Regions from separate parts of the Mus musculus genome. Here all the other regions are linked to region 2. Evidence: chromatin loops called from intact Hi-C (ENCODE). Cell type or tissue: left cerebral cortex. All regions are shown on one strand.

Region 1 (8,000 bases), 210 kb before region 2:
TGAACTATGTGCCTTCGTTAAATGGGCAGGTTGGTTAAAGAGCTAAAGAAAAAAAATGTCCTCGATAGACCCATAGTTTTAAACCTCAAAGCCTTATCACAGCTTTGATTCTTTGTATAATGGTTTCCCTGATTGCACCTTATTTAGTTGTGAAAACTATAACTAAGATGATTGGTACATGATAGATAGGCTGCATATAGATAGATTATAGATATATAAAAGACATTTAATTGATACATGACAGATGATAGGCAGCTTATAGGTCTATAGATTGTAGACAGGTGAGAAATGATTAGAGAAAGATGGTAGATAGATGACACCATAGATGTAGACAGATAGCTAAGGCAGATTACAGATGATGGAAGGACAGACGGATAAATGGATACATGGTAGATTATAGATAGATGAGGTGATAAAGGGAAGGTATATGGATAGATAATAGGTAGATACCTAAAAGACAGACAGGTTACTTCTGGTTCAACTTACTAACCTTTCATCTTTCTCAGCCGAAAATAGATTAATCTACATACTGTGCAATACTTCCAATTTTGACACTGTGGTGAGCTATATAAAGCAGCATTGTGATGTATGTATCATAGAAGTCAGATGAAGCAGGTAGGGATTTAAGAATATAAGGCTGAAATTGCAGAGCCCTTGGAATCCTTGTGGAGTGACACTGCCAGTCCTCAAACCTGGGTGAAGTTCAGTTTGCTCAGCAAGAAGAGGGTAATAATTAGTAATAACCACTTTACTTACTTGACATGTGGATGGAATGTCCATTGTATGTGCATTTTATTTAGTGTTGACTTGTAAAAATAAAGATTACCAAGCTAAATTTGAATTTCTGAAATACAATTTTTAGTCTAAGGATTTAATATAACTCATGCAATATAGAGACATACATGAAACACAATTAGTTGTTTAATTCAATTTTTATTTGTTACAGTTGACATCCACAGTTGACTTAATCGTAAGGTCAGAGAAAATACCATTGTAAATTAAATTTAGACAACACAAAACACTACCATCAAAAACAACAGCAACAGCTCTCTAGTGGACGGCACATCCCACTCTGAGGTCTGAGAGCACAGTATCACATCTTCTCTGTGTTGCTTTGTGGATGCAACCTCTCTGTAAAGAGCATGGATGGATGATCACTATTGGGTAAATGTTTGCAGCAGACTACAGAGCATCCCTCTGTTCCAGTGTGGTCTCAGTGGCTAGTTCACTGTTCTTCCCTGATGAGGAGGGAAGATCTGTAAAGGATACTCTAGGATGTTATTGTCTGTAGCACTATCCTGAGGGTGGTGTCAGCAACATCAATCCCTTCTGGACAATGTTTGATCTTAATTATACACAGAATATATCCATTTCTTAACTCTATTTACTTAAAGACATTAAATTGATGCATCTACTCAAATAGAATGGTTTTAAATCCTCATTCTGTGCTACAAAAGAAAAGAAATGTTTTATTAAGTCAGCAAATATATTCAAAAAGGCCTACAACTAGGCCACAAAGTTATAAGATATTTGCCAAAATGATGGCATAGCCAACCTCTTCTGGGAGACTAGCTGCCATATGCAGCCATGCTACCAGCCCAGACTCAGAGAAACCATTGGATTAGAGTTGTAAACTGGAATTTTTGTCTATGATAAATGAGTGGGCCAGATTGACATATTTCTAATATAAGGATATTGCTTTTTAAACATACAACCTCAATAGAAAAACTTATATTCAAAGCAGTTATTGTATTTCTTATATTTTTGTTCTATTTTTCCTAGAAGAATCTCAAAGGGTATACAATTTCAAAGTCTATGGTTTTTGGACCATAATCATTTTCCTATAAGGCTCTCTGTTGCCCAGTCATAATTCTGAGCATCTGATATCTAGTGTTCTTGGCTCTTCTGAAACCCATGACTTCTAGAACTCTGAAATTCTTTTAAAAAGTGGGTCACACTTGAAAACAGAAGGAATACACAATTAAGAGCGACATCTGGCCTTGTACTGGGCTCACCACACACACTCTGTCTCACTCTTCTCAACATCCCAGAAGGTTATGTAAATTATGAAGACCAAAAGACTAAACAGTTTGGTCAATGGCACACAGCTGGCGTTGAGCAGCTCTGCATTTATACTTATGGATGTCTGCATCCAAAGTCCTGTCTGTTGCCTCAAATGAATGGAAACTTTTCTTAGGCAAATTATGCACAAGATATGCAAAAGTGTTGCTTCATGCTTCAGTATCTTCCCTTGGATGCCAGAAAGCTTCTTGGTTTGAACTAGTCAGAAAACTCTCCTTTTCTCCTTGACATATGAATTCATTTCCTTTAGCCTTATCACTTTTTGCTAGAGCACTGGACAGATCTAAGCTATGGAGACTTTTCTAGGAAAGGACACTGATTGGCAGTTTTCAACCTAAAGAGAAAATAAAGGTGGGCTTTTGAAATGCCTAAATCTCAAAATATAGACAGGAAAACTTTTGCAGAACTGAAGTCGGGACCCAGAGCTCAATGTGGGTTGCATCTCCTCAGCTCTCAGGACTCTTAGCAGACATCTAAAGATGAGTTTGACTTTGAAGAATACATAGGCATAAATATTTGTACTGTTAAAAGGGATATATTTTATTTACTGATTACTGAAGAAAGATACACTGTGCTAAGTGAGATTTCATTTTCATTTTATTTATAAAATAATACTGTCCCCACATTTTGAAGCTACAGGTCATTTTCTATAAAACAAAACTCTTAAGTGTGGAAGGACACACAGACTCTTGGTTGATTTGTGGCACTGTAAGGCAGTCTGTAAGACACACTGAGGACAGCACTACTCTGGATTTTCTGCAAGGTCATCTTTAGTGCTGACTTCCAAGGACCTGTAGATTTCCATCTGTTCTGTTCGCTGACCACATCAACGCCACAGCATGCTGCCCTCACCCTTCCACGGGGCATCTTCTTCAGGTTTTCATCATTTTCACTCTCTTAGCATAAGGTTATGGCATTCATGAGTGTGGATGCTAGACCTTTCCCCTTATTTTCATAAATGCTGAAACTCAGAAGTGAGCCTGCCCCTTGCCCACTGCTTCCGTCTCCTTAGCCATTGCCATCAATATGCTTGAGTTAGTCTGCTGAATCCCTGCCTGGTTTCATTCTCCTCACTGTATGCACAGGCCAGGGCATCCATATCCTCAAACAATTTACAAGATGTATTTCTCTACAATGGCATATTATGGTCTGGCAAGGGGAAAAATGTTTCTATGATGTTCTTTTCTGGAAGAGGTTGAGATGCCAGCTCAGAGCAAACCATGCCAATGACTTGAAGCTCGGGTGCTTGGCTCATACTGCTACTGCCTCCAAGTGGCCCTCCCAGATGCTCACAATAATGATCAGCTAACAGAGGGATGAGAGTTTTCGTGAAAAAGCATACCACTTCGGTGTAATGGTGTACAGGGCAGTGGATATTCAACGCAGATGAGTTCTTACCCACCTGCTGATATCAGTCATAACACACCATTCAAAATCAGCTGAGTCTCTTCTGAAAAGAACATGTTCTGGGACATTACACCTCAGCTTGCTAATTTAAGCAGTGTAAGGGTAGAAAACAACCACTCTGAGCAGTGGAGATGACTTCTAATTATCAAGGTTTTGTGTGAATTAAAACATGATGTACTATTTTCCACTAAATACCTAGCAGATAATTGGGGCTTAGTGCACTGTAGCAATTTCCCTTCTGAGTGAAGGCTTTGGATGGAGACACTGGACAAACATTATAAACACCCTGCACCCCAAAGCAGAAAGACAGCTCATTGTTGCTCATCAGGAAAAACATCAAGGTTCACTGTCCTTTTTTTCCTGTTAACTATCCACTAGCATTATGGGAATTGTGCAAGTTACTGACCAAATCCAATAAAGGTCCTAATAATTATAAAAGAGTAAATGATATAAAATTTCCCCAAATGTATCATATTTAATCATTTCCTCAGAAAAGACAAGGAAAGTCAAGAAGAAGAAAAAAAGCTTTGAAAAACTCAAAGAATCACGTATTTTCTCCAGGGTTATGTAATGGAGTCTCAGTATGAACTATTCTGCTTTTCTGTGAAGTAACTCTTTATCCAAAAATTATTAGAAAAGTGCCAGGGATATTTCTTGGTCAGAAGCCAAGTTGTGGCAATATCTCCTCATTTTAAAAGGTTTTTTTTTTTTGCTTTAAATTTACATGAAGCAGTTTTCTTACCAATTTTATCATAAGGAGGAGTAGGTGGGGGTGGAAATGCTATTTGTGGATTAGCTTTTCAAGAAAAGATGATCTGAAATACTCCAAAAGATGAACCAAATAAAACAGCATCTGAAAGGCTGTTTTAAATGATAGGTCACACAATTCCTGTCCACATATCAACTGATCAAGCTGTAGGTATAAACAAATGATCATTTTCATGTGACCATTTCAAATTTAACTGAAAAGACTGTTTTTCCTGGCAATAATGACTGAGATTTGGGGACAAACACCTCAGAAGACAAACCTTCCAAAGAGAGGCTCCTCAAACATGAGCGCATACGCCCCACTGTAGGGAAATTTAGCAAGCTGATCGCTCAGCACTGTTCTCTGAGTTTCTGCTCTGTCACTAATTTGGACTGTACATACATTTCAAGCTATGTTTAAGCAAACCCAGTTACCATGGTGACATGATACCCCTTTTAAATTCAGTAAGCAATATCTAATTTAGTGGGTTAACTATTTGGGTGCAAGTTACAGACAGACTGATGAGAAACATCACCCAGCTATTTTTTTTTTTAATTGCCCTACCTCTGACCTGGTCCATCTTTTCCTCATTTAGACTGAATCTAATTTTTTTCTACATGATTAACTGGATGATTCCGCTTTTCTGAAACTGGCTGCAGGACTTTAAAAATAACACAGCGAGGCGAGCAACTTCTCCTCTTTAGGAGAGAAGAAACTTTAACATAGGAAAACAAGCAAATCATTTTTAAAGAATTTCCTCGCTAGCCCTCATTAGATATGACATTTTCAAAATAAATCCCTAATATTAGAGCTTGTTGGGCTCTCTAATTTTAGTCTTTTCCCTCCCACACCCAGTCACGAGCTTTGCATTTCAGAGTTGCACTCTCTGGCTTAAGAATGAGAGAGCTTTTTACATGGTTAACAGTACACAAGTCCATGTTGAAAAAAACAGGATGTGTGTGTGTGTGTGTGTGTGTGTGTGTGTGTGTGTGTGTGTGTGAGTGATGAGCAATATGTTCTCTACTAAGGAAGCAGAATCTTAATTTTAAATTATTTCTTCAGAATTTCTTCATGTCATATTACCCATCCATTCCACTCCAATGGATCCTTCGAATCATTTGCTCTTCTTACAATTTTGGTACCCTCTTTCTCCTCTCTATCACACTGCCCTTTTGTTATATTCAAATACTTGGGCATCATTTAGTGGAGGACAGGATAAGATCTTTTCCTTAACCCCAGGGCACTGTCTCTGTGAAGCTGTGGACACTGGAGGGCTACATAGTCTTCACATAGAAATATTCCAAGCCAAATCAGCATCCTCTCTGGCTAGCATAGGTGAGCTCTCTCTGAGCAAATGTGTTGTGTTGTATTTTGAAAGTATCAGTGGATTGTTAATCTGGGAAAGGTATATATAACAAGTAAATACATGATCAGTAAGGTTACTATAAATAAATTCTTAGCTGTGATTTATTTCTTCAGAGATACTTGCCTTGTGGATATTTTTCTAAAAGTTCTCTTGATCTTTATATCATGTGACATTATTTCTATGTCTCTGTATCTATAGACCAGATCACCTATCAGTCTGTTTATCCATTCCTTTAGCTCTGCTTTTTGACAAACAAATATAATTCCTTTATAATAGGATACATTTTGCCTCAACCTTTAAGGGGTTTAATAACTAACTGGATGGGTGTTAATAAATAAGATATCAATTAATTATAGCTTAAATGCCTGTTAATAAGAAAAAACAATGGGCATAATCCTTTCAAATACCATTGGAGATTTAACTGTAGCACTCCTGTGTTTTGTGAGTCAACTACTTACCCTACATTTCCATTCTGAGTAACTTGAACCCTTGGCCCCTGCTCTTATCAATTCCATCAATGTTGGATGCTCTGTCTCTTTTTTTTTGACTGTTACTCTCCTCTACTGCTTCTTACATCATTTTTGTGATTTACTTCATCAAACTCATCTTAGAAATACAAACTCCTGAATGATACTAACCCTGGTCTCGATGTGTAATGTTCCTTTTGTGCGTCAGCCCTACTTCCCTGTTCCCATGGAGCATGTTTTCTGGTTCTTCCTAGAATTGATCATTTTAATCACAATTTACAAAGTAAATATTTCATATGAATTTATCTTATGTTATCATCCATGAATCTTATTAAAGAAGGCAGTACTATTATTACATCTTTAATTAATGATAATGAAATACTCTTCGCGCAGACTTATGCAGTGACGTATGATTAATTGAAAGACATGAATCAGTTCTATTTAACATTAAAGCTCTTAGCCCATACATTATCTTGGATGAAGTACTTGCTGGCTTGACGATGGAAGCATAAGCTGCCAGAGAGGACAATGTGCTGCAGAAGATGGCAATTGAAAAGCAAATATAGGCAGTGCAGGCTGATAAGACCTAACCAAAGCTCTGACAGAGTTAGGTGCACTCAGGCCTTTCTTTCTCCACCTATGGGGCCCAGGGAAGTAAGAACCCTTGTGGGCTACGGGATAACCGTGCAAAGCCAGCATGTGTGCGTCTTCCACATGTGCTCCACCAAATGGCAAAGGGAAAGTAGTGGCATGGGTAGCAGAGTGAGAGCATTTTCCCGTGCCCAGGAAATCAGCTCAGGAGGCTTGCCAGTTATTATATATCACAGTTTCTTAAATTTTTCAAATTCATGACCCCTTTTGCCCATGAAAGTTTTATGATTCCAGATACACAGGTCCATAAAGTAGGTACCCAAATCAAATGTCTATTCATAAGAAAACATCTAAAAGTCTATTGTTTTAAACACTCATTGTTTCAACATACTAAAAAAAGCAAATTTGTACACTAACGAGGTGGATGTGCTGGCTTACTTCTACAGAAGGAATGCAAACTTAGTTGAATATTTGCTACATCGGGCAGATAGCATCTTCGTTGGTTTTCAGAGTTGACTGTTTTCATTATATAATCATCACTACTGAGAATGGCACTTTGCATAAACACACAGTACAAATGGCAGAAATAAATTTAGGGTCACTTCAGACATTGTTGGAATTCTGTGCTAATCTCTATTAAAAATCAGACCAGTGATTCAGTGGTTTGGTGTCTGTTTATGGGATGGATCCCCAGGTGGGACCATTGCATACACTAGCAAGATTTTGCTCATAGGACCCTGACATAGCTGTCTCTTGTGAGACTATGCCAGTGCCTGGCAAATACAGAAGTGGATGCTCACAGTCATATATTGGATGGAACACAGGGCCCCCAATGGAGGAGCTAGAGAAAGTACCCTGGGAGCTGAGGGGGTCGGCAACCCTATAGGAGGAACAACAATATGAACTAACCAGTACCCCCCCAGAGCTCGTGTCTCTAGCTGCATATGTAGTAGAACATGGCCTAGTTGGCCATCATTGGGAGGAGAAGCCCTTGGTCTTGCAAAGATTATATGCCCCAGTTCAGGGGAATGCCAGGGCCAAGAAGCAGGAGGAGGTGGGTTGGGGAGCAGAGTGGGGGGAACGTATAGGGGACTTTGAGGATAGCATTTGAAATGTAAATGAAGAAAATATCTAATAAAAAAATCAGACCAGTAATTAAAATGGCAATTTAAAAATCAAGTATTCGGACATAATGTAATCCAAAAGCATACTTAATTTGACTCTTGCTGAGGAGTGATGATTGGAGCATATTAAAAAGCTTTTGTTTTTTGGAATGAAACTCAATTTTATAAAACTGAGTTCGTGTATAGTACAAGCACTGTGCAATTATAATGCACAG
Region 2 (8,000 bases):
TCTGAGGTGAAGACAACAACCCCTCCTTTACAAACACAGATAATGATGTCTTAACTGATTTGCCCTCCTATATCAAAAGTGATATGTTAAGTTTGCACTTTGATTCTGTCAAAACTTAGAAATTCTCTTCTTTTTCTTCTTAGAAAGTACTTTTAGCATTAATTTTAAAAGAAGAACTATACATATATTTCCAAGAAGTAATCTTAATGTTGATTTGGGGCAGCAGATTCTGAGCCCCATCTCTTCCTGTCTGTCTTATTTATCTAAGCTCATTCTGCCAAACAAACACAGAAGCAGCCAGTAAGATCTGGCTAGACTCTGGCTCTACACACAGTCTTCCAGTAGCTTCTCACTCTCCTGAGAGCAGAACTAAGGCATTTGGTGTGGATGAAATAACTTCTCTTTGTCAGGGCGCTATCTCTCCTGTTACCCCACCCCACCCCACCTGTCCACATCATGCTAAGTGCTGGTTCAGTTACTCTGCACATAGATGTCTGACTCTTTGATATTGTGCCATGATACTTGAGAAATACACAAATGAGTTGCCAGAAAACTAGCCCCCATCAAAAAAAAAAAAAACCATCAAAAAAATCCCTTAAAGTTTTAAAAATACATGTACAGTTTTATGCTGGGCCACATTCATAGGCATAATTGCCCACTTGCAGCCGTAGGTAGTGGGTAGAGCACAAACTGTTTCTTTTTATAAAAAAACTTTGCCACCTAACTTCTTACTCATATTTCAGAGATTGATTTAATGCAGCTTCTTTTTACACTGCCCTTCTTGGTCTCCTGATTCAATTACTGTTTTACTGTGTTCTGCCACCATAACACCTGTGTCTGTCATTTTATGAAGATTTATTATGGGCAGTTCTCATTATTCACCATGGTTTGTCCTAATCACTGAATTATCACTTTCTGAGACATTGCTCCAAGCAGAAAGTGACTGCCTTGCTAATCAGAGCTGGGGTTGGGATGCCAACTCAATTTAGTTGGCAACAGTCGATACTCCTTGCATTGTTTTTCCCCTACTGTTGCCCCTTTCTAGTCCTTTCTGCCTGAGAGCTCCATTTAGACAGAGTAACCTCTAGCAACTTGTCTGTCTGGTGAGTTCAAGCATCTACAGCCCCTGCATCCGTCTATCATGGACTGGTTTGGAAATTACAAATATTTCTCTCTCTCTCTCTCTCTCTCTCTCTCTCTCTCTCTCTCTCTCTCTCTCTCTCTCTCTCTGTCTCCCTTTCTCTCTCTCAAGTTGATATTTACAAGTTTTCTCCTCCTCCTTCTCTTCCTTCTTCTCTTCTTCTTCCTCCTCCTTCTCCTTTTCCTCCTCCTTCTTTTTTATTACTTTTATTATTTTATAGTCCAGTCATTAACCCTCTACTAGTCCACCTTCACACAGTTCCTCACCCCATTCCTCCTCATTCTTGTCTCCATGAGGATGTGCCCACCCACCCCCACTTCTGCCAGGCCTCCCCATTCCCTGGGACCTCAAGTTTCTCAAGGATTAAGCATACCTTCTCCCACTGAGGCCAGACCAGGCCACCCTCTGCTATCTATCTATCTATCTATCTATCTATCTATCTATCTATCTATCTATCTATCTATCTATCTATCTGTCTGTCTGTCTGTCTGTCTGTCTGTCTGTCTGTCTGTCTATCTATCTATCCATCCATCCATCCATCCATCCATCTATCTACCTACCTACCTACCTATATGTCAGGGTCCTTATATCAGCTAGTGTATGCTGCTTGGCTGGTGTCTCGGTGTCTGAGAGATTTCAGGTGTCTGGGTTAGTTGATACTGCTGGTCTTCCTATAGGATTGCTGTCCTTCACAGCTTCTTCCAGCCTTTCCCTAATTCAATCACAGGGATCCCCAACTTCAATCCATTGTTTGGGTCTATGTATCTGTCTGTGTCTGTCTCAGTCAGTTGGGCCTCTTGGAGAGTAGCCATGATAGGCTCCTGTCTGTAAGCATACCATAGCATCAGTAAATAGTGTCAGGCCTTAGAGCCTCTCCTTGAGATGGATCTCAAGTTGGGTTGGTTATTGGACCGCCTTTCCCTCAGTCTCTTCTCCGTTTTTGTTCCTGCAATTCTTTTAGAGAGGAACAATTCTAGGTCAAAGTTTTTGACTAGGGGAGGGCAACCCTATCTATCCACTTGATGTCCTGTCTTTCTACTGGAGGAAGAATCTACATCGAAGGTCCTTCCTTTTGAGTCCTGAGAGTCTTTCACCTCCCAGGATTCTGGAACTGTCTAGAGGGATAATGTTTTTCAGTAAGCAGATGAATCCATAAAAACAAAATGAAGAGCAATGGTATATATTATTATTTATTTACTGTTGTCTTACTCATCTCTAATTATGAGGAAGGTGGGTGTTGCATTTTTTGTGTTTACCATTATTCCATTCATGTCTAGTTAGCAGATCTGGCTCAAGTCAGTTATGAGTTATGATAGACTGAAAAATTGAACAGATGCCCCTTTGGATGAGATTTTAGTTTAGTGGGAAAGGTGGTCACTATACAAACATGAGGATAAACTCAATGTCTAGAATTCATCTTTAAAAAAAAAAAAAGCTGGGTACTATGAAAGTGCTCATAATCCCAGCTGCCCCAGTGATGCATATGCATTCAATTCCCCAGGGCTCAATGGCCAGCCCACCTATTCTATAAGAACAATTCCAGGTTAGCCAAAGACAAGGTGAATAACACCTGAGAAATATTTGAAGGTGTCTGTCCTCTGAATTCTACATGAACATACACATGCAACTACATACTTCCATACCATGTACTACTCACCAAAGTAACACATTTTTTTAAAGAAGTATTTTTAGAGCTAGTACAAGTAGATTCCCTATATTGGGTCTTCCTATTTGTAGTGGCTAATGGATGAACATAACCTCGGTGGATATTTGTTAACATTTGAATTTGTAGCCAGCCTTTCTACTCGGTAGTGATCCTCGTTCAACCATAAACACAGAAGTCAAGCTAGGGAATGAAATTCATCTTTGCCAATCTTTTCTCTAAGAACTTAGCCTTGTTGCTGTTATACCTGATATAGCCTTTCTCCTCCATGATTCGTGATCTAGCTTCCTACCCATAGTAGTCAAAGTTCTCATCACTTAAAAACAGAAACTGACTCAGATTAACTTAAACAGAAAAAAAGGATATTTTAGGAGGTGTCAGGTTATAGAAGTTATGAGATTATGGAGAAGAAAATTTGTACCTTAGTCCAAAGAACTGAAGCCCCAGTAAAAACACTCTTGTGGGGACTCTGCTTTGGATACCACTGATAGAGGCATGGCCTGCACCATGTGCCAATCATCTCCTAGTGTTCTCTTTGAATCTTCACTCCATCTCAGTGGTCTGAGTGAATTCATGTACTTTGCTCTTTGAGAGTCACATGCCAAAGCTTGTGTTTGCCAAAGCAAGGTAATTCCCAGTTCTAGACAATGCAATCAGTAAGGGTCAGATCACCAGTGTTTCTGGAATCCTGAGTGTTTATGTCTCCCCAAAACTCATATATGAAAGCTTCTATTTGTCAATGTGCTTCCAAGATGTGGCCATAATGGTGAGGGCTTCGCTGATGGGATTAGGGCATCTAAAAAACAGGCCTTGCTACTTCCATATGAAGAAAGGGCATTATCAACTCTGAACCAGAAAGATGACTCACTGGGCTTCAGGTCCACAAATGTTCTGATACTGAACTTCCCAAACCTACTAGTTCTTGTTGTTTATAAGAAACTTAGCTTAGGGTGTTTTGTTATTTCAGTCTACATGCACTAATACACCTAAAATTTATAATAGTTTCAAAGAAAGATTTTTCTAGAGTGCATCAAGTTTGTAGCAGACACCTCAACCTGGAATGTCTTTTCTTTTCCTCTCCCTTTCAAGGAAGCTGGAGTTTGGTCCTTTGGTTCACATAACACTCATAGAGATCTGGTCCTGATCTAACTTAGCAGGGAGGAGAAATCTGGAGTACCCTAAGGAGATCATTGTTTCAACCTTCCATTTCCAGCCCTGAGGAAGTGGAGTCTATAAACAAATTAAGGGACCTAAAACGAAGAGCCAGCTACCTGCTCCAGGTTTTTCAAACACTGCCAGAGTGATGAAACCATCCTTTGTTTAATCACCAATCTCTGCATTGAATGTTCTGTCATGACTTTTGAAATGCTTTTTTGTTCTTCAAAAGAATAGAGCATAAATATAACCAGCGCAATTATTAATTATAATTTATATTTGAAGAGGGTAATTAAATTAAGAGGAAAAGGGCTTTCGTTATTTGAATGCACATATATTGTTAAGCAAATGCTCTTTGACAGCACTTAGCTTTAATTTTTATTGCTTGTCCATCTTTCTCAGGACTGTGAGTTCTGTATCAACACTGGCAGCATGTCCTTTTCAGTATTTTTTTTCCAGCATCAGACACAGTACCTAGCACAAATAAGGTCAATCTTATGCAGCTAGATACATACATATATGCAGTGTGTGTGTGTGTGTGTGTGTGTGTGTGTGTGTGTGTGTGTGTGTGTGTTTGTGTGTGTGTGTGTTTGTGTGTGTGTGTGTATGTGTGTTTGTGTGTATATTCCAATTCAGAAGACTGCATAGTATACAATAAGTACTTAATAAAATTAGTTACAAGGTGTCTAGGAATGTAAATCAAACTAACTACATAAATGAAACAACTAAAAAGTTTATTTCATTCTCTAAAGAGCTGTAGGAAACTTTACACACTCGTGGTAGGTACAATTTTCTTCACAAGCCTTGCATGAATGAGGCAGAAACCATGTGCAGTACCCATCATTTTATAAGAATTTTCTTGGGCAGGCTGGTCACACAATGATCCCAGGACATGTTCTTCTTAGACCTGAATTAATTTGATTGCATCTCATTGGTGAGATAGACAGCTGACAGTCACCTATTGTGAGAAATGAAGTAGCAAAGAGTAGGTCTGCTTGTGTGGAGTTTTGATGTGTGAGGGCCGTCAGTACCTGCAGGAAAGAGCTCCTTGGAATTTCTTCTGGAATTTCATATTTCCATCTGGTTTGTTGCTTATTTGGAGGCCAAAATACTTCATTTTCTTCTTTCCCAAAGCTGAGAGAAGTTTTTTCACAAAACAAGAACCTGCAAGATGCCTCCCTGCCCCACCTCCCTGACATGCTTTTTTGAGAAAGAAATTTTTCTGGGTTGTTATCCTATCTGGATTTCCAGTGTCTTTTACAGTGTCTTTCTAAGCCTTTCTCCTTCTTTTTTGTACACTGTAGACTCTTGGCTACTGGGTACTGTTGGAACCTTAAATTGCTCGTGTGGGAGTTGAACAATTTCTACTTTAACCTTATGTTACTGTAGCATTTTGCATAATACATATAATTTTTAGTGAAAGCTTTTCATAAAACTGAACACTCTACAGGTATTCCGCCTACATGGACATCTAATTTCATACCCCTGATGGAGTTCCCTACAATGTTGCTAGGAGACAGAGACACTGCCTAACAAAGGATGCTGAGTGTATCAACCATGCAGATATCTGCTTTCCTAAATCCATTTGCTTATGGCATATGGAGCTTAAAGTGTGCTGCCTGTGGAAATACAGGCAACTGTGGGAACAGCTTAGTATCCGGAGACAGAGGAATTGAGGCGTAAAGCAGCCTCTGGGGCTCCCTTTTCTCCCAGTTCTATGAGCACAGAGGGGGTCAGGCCTTCTCTACTCCATTTTAGAACCAAAGGTAAACAAAAAAGAACAAAGATTCTAGGTAAGTGTCAAGTATTGCTGGGAAATATAGCTCTCTTTCATCTTCAGAAATCTCAGTTGGTTGGTGATTTAGTTAGAAAAAAAAACCATATCACTAATTTTCATATTTTCAAAATTATAGATGTTTTTGCTAGTGTGCTTTGTTGACTGCAAAATCAAGCTGGGGAGGGTCAACGTGAGACAGTGAAGAAGAATTTTGTCAATTGAATACAGACAATACATGATCAACCCACCCCACCCCACCCCCGGTCATTGCTGTAGAATGAATCTTTATACCTTCACAACCTTCAAACATATATGTTGAAGCTCATACATTCAACACGTTGGTGCCTAAAGATAAGGTCTTTGGGAGTGAAAATAATTCAGATTAAGTCATGGGCTCAAGAGTTCTCATGTTGATAGTAATGTCTTTACTAGAAGAGTCTAGAGATCTCCGTTTTCCTCACAACAGACACTCCATATGATAACAAAGGAAGAGTGCAACTGTCTAGAAACTAGAATAGTATCCTTACTGAACTATCATAAGACAGTGTCTGGATTATGTGTGCTTATCAGCCCTTGAAACCATGAGACACATACTCTTGTTCACTCAGTCCCTGGTCTCTTATTCATTATGGTGTCCCAAGCTAAGACAAATGTGATCCTTTAACACTGAGAGATAGACTTCACATGCTCCATATATTTGATCCCCAAACAGTAGGTAACTCCTAGGATCTCCATCTGGCAAAACATAACCAGACTCCTGTCCTCTGTAGAAACTGCTGTCTAAGCTCTCCACTGCCTGTCTCCCTCCACCTGCCCTTCCTTCTTGACACTCTCAAGCAGTCTCCGCTTCCTAGAATATACTTCATTCATATAACATTCAATGGGGCTTCTAGATGTCAGCCAGCCAGTCCCTTAGCTACTGGACATTTTTGATCCACATGGCTGTGATTTCTTAACAACTCAGTTCCAGACGCTCTATTTCTGTCTTAGCTTTGGCATGCCCCTCACTGCTTTCTACCCATCATTCCAAGTGGCTCTCATGATTTGAGGTTCCGGGGGTTTTGGATTTTGTGGGGTTTTGTCTCTCTGTTTTCTTCTCCTCATATTTCTCAGCCCTAAGGTAATCACCTACTTCCAAGCTCAGCTAACTGTGGTGACTTCTACACCCAGGCACTCAGTGTTCCTCTCCCCCAGCTCCAGCCCGCTTTATACTTTGCTTAAGACATAGGCTCTTGGAGGTCCTGTTGTCAGTTCAGGTTCCACTCATAAAATATAGAAGCGGCCCAGGGATTTCATCTTGGCAGTCATAAAAACTTAAGGTTATGTATTTTTTACAAAAAGTATTGGGGCCTTTTGAACCTTCATTTTCTTGCTTATAAAAATAAAGTTTTAGTTTTTGCCTTTCAGTATCATATGAAGAACTGAATGTCTATATATGAGTATATAAAAAACACTACTCAGCTCTCAGTCTGAAAATATACCACCATGACTGTATAGAATTATTAGAATAAATCATCTCACCATCTTAGTTTTGAGATAACACCACTTTCATTTTTCTTAAGTGATTAGACAACATTTTAGAATCCTTTTTTAAAATTATTTTCTGCTCAACCATTATGTCCAACTGTTAGTCAAATCTCATTTCTTATGAGATTTGTTGGATCCTCAGCCAGGCTCCCACTTCAGCATCCTGGCCCAGGATTGAACTCACCTAACTAAACTGCTGCTCTGTTCCTGATCACTGACTCTGCGCCCTTGCCCAGGTTAGTTCATTCGCTGTGTGCTTTTGTGAAGTGACCGCTCCTGGAAAAGAATGCTGTTACTCCTGGGCAGAGTGAGGAGCAGATATCTCCTCTCACTGCAGCCTTCTTCCCTTCCCTTTTGGCCAGTTAACCATGTCAGCCAGGGCCAGTCTTCCTGCAATGCTGCCTGCTTTTAGATGACTCTAAGGTCTCTGGCTTTCTGTTCTTTCCTTTGCACTATCAATGGTCTGTCTCCCCTAACTCACTTCCTGGTCCATTTAGAGATTTCTATAGCTTTCTTCATCTACTGGCCCCTGACTTTCATTTTTTACCCAAGAATTGATTGAATCCTGGTTGTTCTATGTATGGTTTCATTCTGAGTGCCTTGAATATAGGGCATTTTCTTTCTGGTGTCTAGCTGCCATATACGGAGACTGGCTTCTAAAGATATTCTATTCAGGTAGAACAGAGTCACACCCATATCTCTCCCTATACCTCATCTCCTGATATTCTCTTTTCTCA
Region 3 (8,000 bases), 79 kb after region 2:
ACATGCAGGGGCAGTTTTCCCACCATGTGTTCTGCCTTTCCCGTGATGACAACTGGGCCGATGGGCTGCAGCCAATCAGGGAGTAATACATCCTAGGTGGAGGATAATTCTCCTTAAAAAGGGATGGGGTTTCGCCATTTGCTGGCTTGCTCTCTTGCACTCTGGCTCCTGAAGATGTAAGCAATAAAGCTTTGCCGCAGAAGATTCTGGTTTGTTGCGTCTTTCCTGGCCGGTCGTGAGAACGCGTCTAATAACAGGGAGGAATTGAATTCCCCTGGGGGTTGGAACACATGCTTTAACCATTGATTCATTTTAACAGAAATGAAACCATCACTCTAGCCCACCACCTTTGTCAAGGAGAACAGAAGACACAATATCATGGACCTGCTTCTAACTAGGAGTGTTCCAGGACCTCGAGGATGCAGTCTGGCTATCTAAGATGTTCCTAACCTAATGCTTTGGCTCTTTTTTAAAAGATGATCTTCTCCCACCTGTATGCCATAGGGAGAAGTTTTCCCTGAAAATAACAGGGCAGAGAGGCAGTTATAGGCCTCTTTAGGACACTGTTCTTGAGATGGTGTGTCATTCTTCTGATTCAACCTCTCCAGTGAGCCGTTAGAAATAACTCCATGCTGTTATGGAGGAATATGACTCCTTGGTGCATCCGAAGCCCCTACAGTATCTCTAAATGTGAAATGACTCATGCCAGCCTGGGAGACAGTCTTGAGTCCGTTCATTAGGGTAGTATTATCTACCAAAACTATTGATCACTTACACATTTTACTTAATCCCAATTTGCCTCCCCAGTGAGACAAGCTTGAAGTCAGAGAGCTGTTCAAAGAAATGCATGGTAGATAGCAGTATAGTATGTATTGTGACACAGTCACAGGACCCAGGTCTCAGACAACCTTCAAACCAGGCCGAAGGCCCCAGTGCATTGTATTTCTCAGCTCTGAGGGGAAAGAAAGAAGGACCCACTGGCTGATCTCCTTCCACCCATCCATTTCTTCGGTTGCATTGTGTACATTCTTCCTGTGACCCAAGTTTGACAAGTTAAACTGTCCACAGTGAGTCTTTGGCCTACATAAAGTCACACTAGCATTTACAAAGAACTGTTATTGAGTCCCCAAAGCTAAGAACAGCAAACCACATATGCAGCATTAATAAAATTCATATCAGCAGCATCAATATTTGTCAAACAGATGTGTTTTTCCATGGGGTATCTTTGGAATTTTGAAGTATTTATGAATATTGAATAAATTTAAGATAATGATGGTTGCTAAATTCTATTGAATCCCTTCTTAGGTTTTTTCCTAAGTAATTGCTACTAAGCATTATAGTATGACATTTTTGTGGCCTAGGTACAGATATAACTGGCTAACTGCTCTATAGAGTGGTAAGGCCATAGCATAGGATATCCATCTCCCCAGAGAACCTGTATCCTCAGGCCACTTTCCCATCTCTTTAGTTCTGAATGGTTATTGACCTATATCTGTACCTCTGGGCTATGTTCTCCTTGAACACCCTGATTTTTGTAAGCATTCATAATGAGTATCCACAGTGGGCTGGGTGTTTAAGTGCTAATTGATATTTAAAAGTCTTTTAAGAAAAATTTGAATGAGTATTTATTGAATAACTATATATGTTACACCAAATATTTTAGTCACCCATGGAATAGCTAACATAAAGAAACAAAATATATAATTGTCATTGAAAAGGGATAATAACCACTAGAGTAAAAGGCCAAGAATGGAAGGGACCAGAGCATCTTGAGAATCAATGAAAAAATTTAAATGAATTTAATTTTATTTAAATTTAAATAAGATAGTTGTTACTCAGGTCCTTCGAGCCGGAAAGACAAGAACGACCCAAGTCGGGTTTACGCAACAGCTTCTTTACTTGTTCTCCTTCTTGCAGCTTTTCTTAGAACAACTCCCCTTACAACAGCTTCTCTTACTACAACTAGCCTCTACTTAGGGCAAGGGCTAAACAACTTCTACTTAGGGCAAGGCTATATTCCTAACTAACTCCCGGGAACAACAACAACTTCTACTATCCTCGTGCTAACTAACCTCATCTATCTCCAGCCCACCTCATCCAATCAGAATTCACACACACTCCAGGCATGAGCTCACGTCGGTCACCGATAGGCTGACAGGTCCGGATCACGAGGAACAGTCCAGCCTGGCAGGCAGCCCACGCATGCAGCCTCACTGCGCATGCTCGGGCAAGGCAGTAAACATCTTGGCCCATGCGACTGAGATAGTCATGAAATGCCTTACTTACTCAAATGAAAGTTTTGACCAAGGTGGTATAAATGAGAAAACAAAGCAAAGCAAAGCAAAGCAAAGCAAAGCAAAGCAAACCAAACCAAACCAAACCAAACCAAAACAAAACAAAACAAAACAAAACAAAACAAAACACATCCGACCTACAAGGGAAGAGTTCATTTCAGAAAGATGAAGTGCCCTCGGGCAGAAGCATCACCAGCAGGTTTAAACTGCAGCAAAGAGGCTCAAGGTGGACAGATGCCAGCAAGTGTGGAATGGGCTACAGTAGTTATGGGAGAGAACTGAGAGGTAAGAGGCCAGGCCGGGGAGGCAGGACCTCTAGGCTACGGCAAAGAAGTTGAGGACCAAGCATGGTGGCACATACCTTTAATCTTTGCACTTGGAAGGTACAGATAGATCTCTGAGTTCAAGGCCAGCCTGGTTATATCACAAGTTTGAGTCCAGCCAAGGCTCCTTAGTGAGACCCTGTCTCAAGAAAAGAGGGAGGATGGAAGGCATCCCATTTCTTGGTGCTTGTTGCCCAGCTTTGACCTTGTTTCCTGTTCTGTACTGCTTTATCCAGAGAGCCAGTCTTCCGTATCACTTCCTCTTTATGTGTCTCAGTTTCTGGATTGGTTTTGTTTTCATTTATTCTTTTAAAAAATCCATCCATGTATATACTGTAATTTGATCGTATCCATCCGGCCCTCCAACTCCTTCCAGAATCCTCTCCTCTCTGCTACCTGATCTCTTTTGGGGTTTTGTTTCTTTGCTTTTATAACCTACTTAGTGCAATTAGTGTCGCCTGTGTTCTGCTGGGTGGAGAACGATCCACTGATGCATGAGCAGCCTACCAAGGGGACATCCCCCTAAAGAGAAATGACTCTCACCAAAGCAGCCATCCATAGCTCCTCAGCGAGGAGTGGGGGCCACGTGTGCTCCTCTGATTCATGTTACAATTTTTACAGGCTTGATTTCTTTCAGGTCTTATTCAAGGCCAAAAGCATTAGCACTAACCAGTCTCTAATCAGGACTCATAACCTACAGTATCAATAACTCAAAGTTATTCATGCTTTCCCAACAGGATTATTATTATGTCACAGATAGAGCAAAAGTCTGTGTTTCTGTGGTTGTTCCGCAATCTTCCTGTAGGTAAGGGACATTAAGTGGGACATTTCCCTATTTATAATTTAGCTTTGCCCCTAGCAGAAGGCATTCTGGGCACTTGACTCATTTGCTCATTTACATAGATGATTTTAACTATACCATTGTTTTCCTCTCAGGCACTCGGACACTTATTTATTTTGGGACCTGTGACACATGAGCTCATACAGACCTTAAAATGCAGAATTTAAAGTTTTGTCAGACTATAATTTGATGCTAACTTTGTTTATCCCCCTCTTCAATTACTGAAGTTACCACTCTAATCTCTGGAAAATAACTGGAGACAATGTTTTTGGTAGCAAATTAGGAGTTGACATCCTATGTCTCCCTGAGTGTGACTATGTGTATGCAATCTAATTATATTTGAAACTACACATTATGTAGTGCTAAAGTAAGGCTTCTTTGTTTCTCTTGGAAATGTGCTAAGTGTCTGTTAAGAGTGGAAAATTTCAAACCTCAAACTACCCAGAGGTAATGCACACTGGTAATGTTTATATAAAGCCTCATCATGCCTCCTGTCCACCAGGAAACCTGAGAACAGGAACAGAGAGAAGCCCATGCTTTTGCCTCTAATTGGGAGAGAGTGTCACCGTTTGCAAGCCTCCATCTTTGAGCAAGGCACCAAACCATGGTTATGACTGTGGCTGGGGAAACCTGTTTAAATGCGGAGTGAGGTAAGAGCTGGGACCAAGAGTGTGGGCTTTATGGACTCTGTGGGTTTTATTTTCAGCACTGTAAATCCGTCATCCTTTATAAACAGAACAAAGTGGTCAATGTTTCACAAGGTTGTGCTAGCACAGTGGTACCAAGGGCTTAGTGTGGGAACAAAGTCATTAAAAATAACTACTTACAAAGAACTCAGTCATAAATAATGTGCCACAAAGGATTCAAACTCCAAGACTCTGCTACTTTAGTGTCAAAAACTCTGCTCCCGGCAGCCAGGCCTTAAGAACAGAGAATCTCTAAGGGACTCCCTGAGCCTCTCTCACCTTTGCCTCCATTTTGTTTCCGTTCCCACCTTCCTTCTGCCCCTCCCACTGTCTCTCCAAAGGCTGACAGCTTGTCATTCTGGACATCAACAGGAGAAGGAAGGAATAAGAACAGAAGGGAAAGCTGAACCCTTAAAGGGTCTTTCTGTCTGGGCTCCACTTCCAGACGTATTCCTGCCTTTGCTTTCCCTTGTTCCTGCTATTATCAAAATAATGTGGTTGCCTCCAGATTTCCTTCAAAAACAAGAATGAGAGAAAAGTAGGGAAACTGATGTTGGCTGTATACTAGAAATGTAAAGGCCCCTTAAGATCTGTGCTCAGTTCTGTCCTTATTTTTCTTGTTCTCAATGATTAATATCTTACAGTTTCCTCTTTAATTAAGTCTGGCTCTTATTGCTTGCAATAATGTAGCTGATGGCTGGCACTTTCATGTCTCATGCATATATACAAAAATAATTTCTTCTTAGGAATTCAGTAATCCCAGCCTTTCCATGATGTCAAGACTAAGGATAGCTTTGGCTCTGTATAGATATGTCACATCTAGGAAAGTGACCCCGCATCTCTGCTCTTCCCAGTCATAATTACCCTCTTTCTTCCTTGATCCCCAACTTTATGCCATCATGAAAAATTCTATATTCAATCAATTGAGAATGTGCGTACCCAACTGCCTGTCTTATCTTGCTATATGTGAACCAGGGAAATATCTGTCTTCTTTACCTTGTCATTTAGCACTTGTTTGTAATAGGAACTTGAAGCATCATTTTCTAGCTTTTATATAGATGAGACCATTTAATCTACAAATAGGATAATGTTAGTTCACTTCTGCTTTTATTCATTTTCATATATGTATATTTAATATATACACACATATATAATAAAAACATCCATATATATATATATGAAAACACACATATATATATGAAAACACACAAGTATATATGTATATACACAGAGAGAGAGAGAGAGAGTACAACAGAGAGACTACGTGAAGCACAGAGTTTATAGCTGGTGAGGTCATATCTAATTATTAGTAGTGACAAGATTCAACCATCACTGAAAGTGGTGGTCGAATTTCAATGTACATTAGGATCATCAGAGAGTCTAATTAAAACAAAATGTTGGGCCATTCCCTTAGAAATTCTCATTTACTAGGTCTGGTGTAATAGTAACTTTTATTCACCTGATTTCAATGTCATCTCAGAGGCATACTGCCTTCATCTGCTAACCTAGGCCTAGTCCTGGAAGCTTGCTAGCACTTCTGTACAATCTTATCTAGGCCTAGAATATTTTCAGCCTCTGAGACTTGCTGCTGAATAGGTTTCCCCTTTCTTGTTCCTTCTGATCTTTGGCAGGTTGGTACAACTGAGCTGTTCTGACTCAAACTCCTCTCCAAGCTAACTGATTCAATCTGGTGTCTCTTTTTCTGCCTCTGAATTGCTCTGCTTAGACTCACACCAACTGTGGCAATATTCCAGTCTCTTGGTTCCTTCTCATTCTTTGGCTCATTCTGTCTTCATCTATGTCTAGCTTGTTCTCCCTCTGCAACCTGTCTTTCTATAACTGTTGCAATAAAACTGCCTTCTCTCTCTGCACTGCCCCTTAAATAGCTTCCCTTTCCTCTCTCTTCTTGTGAGTGTTGGGTGTATCCTATCAAATCTTTCTCTGATTTGCTACTTGATCTGCCACTCAATTAGACATCACTTTCAGACATGGGTACTTCCTTCGACTAACTAACTTTACCTTCATTGTTTGGGATTAAAGGTGTGTAGGATTAAAGGTGTGTATACTAAGGGCTGAGCCACACCACAACTAAAAACAGTTTGGTTTTGGTATTTTTGTTTATTTGGTTGGTTGGTTGGTTGGTTGGTTTGGTTTTAGTGTTTGTTCTTTTTTCAGTAAATAACACAGTCTTATGGATCAAGGTATGAGCAAATATCCTGCAAGAGTCTGGCGTGGAGTCCAATAATGAGTACTATTTATAAGGTTCCAAAACTGCTATTAACACTGGTACCAAGACCATACTTGGAGGACTGCTGCCTTGCATCATAGAGGATCTTCATCTTACTGGGATGTTGGCTGAATTAGATGGCAAATGGTTTCTAAGAGAGACAGGAATATTGTTTACACTCTATCTTCTCTATCCATGAAATTATGTTATTTCTCATGCTCTCTCTCTTTTTTCCCTTCCCTTTCTTTCTTTCTCTTTCTCTCTCTCTCCTTCTTCTTCATCATCTTCTTCTCCTTCTCCTTCTCCTTCTTCTCCTTCTTCTCCTTCTTCTCCTTCTTCTCCTTCTTCTCCTTCTTCTCCTTCTTCTCCTTCTTCTCCTTCTTCTCCTTCTCCTTCTTCTCCTCCTTCTCCTCCTTCTCCTCCTTCTCCTCCTCCTCCTCCTCCTCCTCCTCCTCCTTCCTCTTCTTCTTCTTCTTCTTCTTCTTCTTCTTCTTCTTCTTCTTCTTCTTCTTCTTCTTCTTCTTCTTCTTTTGCATCCTTACAGTTGCTCTTTCCTCTGCCTGTAACCCTCCCTCCCAGTGCTTTTATGATTTGTTTCCCCAGTTCATTTAAGCCCTTGTCCAAACAAAATCTTCCCAGAACAGCTTGTCTAACAACTGTACCCAAAGTACAACCCTGTCATTCTGTCCCCTTATCAAGCCCTCTTTCTTCATAGCATTTTTCATAGTTTTTAATACTGATATCGTTAAACATATCATATGATCTAGTTATGTAGATACTATTTTAAAAGAAAAGAATTCTGCCTCATCATGTATGACACCAAATTCTAATGCTCAGAGGGAATTTCGAACACAACCCAGATGTACCACATTATCTGATACCAGGATACCTGTTCTTAAACATCGTATATCAGGATAATCCTTTATTGACTGGCTGATATCTATTGTCTCTGTGTTAAAAATAGGCACCTAGAAGAGCAGAGATGGATAGATGGTAAAACATTGCTGGTAATGAAATGTCCAGACACCTGACAGATTACTAAGGCTAAGAGTATGAAAAATGATATATACTTCACAGCTATCAGCAGGCAATTGAAAATGCCTCCTTTTATGAGAGGGTCAAGACAGTTTCATTTTAGGATCCGTACTTACTGGCAAAATTGATTTCAGTATGTGCAAGGGGAAATGCTTTGTTATCTCCTCTCTCTGGCAGAGAGTGAAAAGAGGAAACCCCAGAAAAGGGAAACTGTGTGATAGCCATAGAAGGGCCGGCCGATGTGTAATGCACAGCGCAGCTGAAGAATTTTAAGTTGCCGGCCCTCTTGGCACACTTCACAGACCCCACTCGCTTCCTGTGGATTCCTTTTTAGTTCTGTCATGCAGAACCTGGACTTCCATGCTCTCATGCCTGTGAGTTACAAATTGCCATGGGCCATGCTCCTCTGAGTAAGAACTGAAAATCAAACGTCACTCAAAACAACCTAAAGTGGATATCTGGCACAGAGCTGCACTGGCTGCTCTCACTTAGCCCCAGGCTTGGTCTAAGCCAGTAATGCAAGGTATTTGTTTGACAACATGGTTTTATTCTTTGACTTCATGCCTATACCTACCTGGAATAAGTCAGATACAT

Evidence for each region. Peaks named below come from ENCODE experiments on the same cell type or tissue, not always from the same donor. Only the 100,000 strongest peaks of a DNase experiment are listed, where the experiment ranks them.
Region 1: it touches region 2 in a loop (5-fold over the local background); 3 of 42 quality-filtered maps call a loop at or near these places.
Region 3: a loop joins it to region 2, with 5 times the contacts of the local background. A loop is called at or near these places in 2 of 42 quality-filtered maps.

Annotation. Positions count from the first base shown.
Region 1 is chr3:136,991,557-136,999,556 of GRCm38, forward strand. No RefSeq gene overlaps it. Among named protein-coding and RNA genes, the nearest start is that of 1700006H20Rik, 40 kb to the left of the region's middle. In left cerebral cortex, a CTCF peak has its summit at 3,354 (motif pointing left); DNase peaks (open chromatin) are centred at 2,141, 2,990, 3,357, 4,292 and 3 more places; H3K27ac peaks cover 3,595 bases.
Region 2 is chr3:137,206,440-137,214,439 of GRCm38, forward strand. No RefSeq gene overlaps it. Among named protein-coding and RNA genes, the nearest start is that of Gm567, 79 kb to the right of the region's middle. In left cerebral cortex, no CTCF peak of the experiment used is centred here; DNase peaks (open chromatin) are centred at 387, 671, 3,141 and 5,435; H3K27ac peaks cover 2,608 bases.
Region 3 is chr3:137,285,659-137,293,658 of GRCm38, forward strand. Gm567 (predicted gene 567) reads left to right here and starts at 3,959. Exons shown (of 3, transcript NR_163863.1): 1 at 3,959-4,108. In left cerebral cortex, no CTCF peak of the experiment used is centred here; a DNase peak (open chromatin) is centred at 4,025.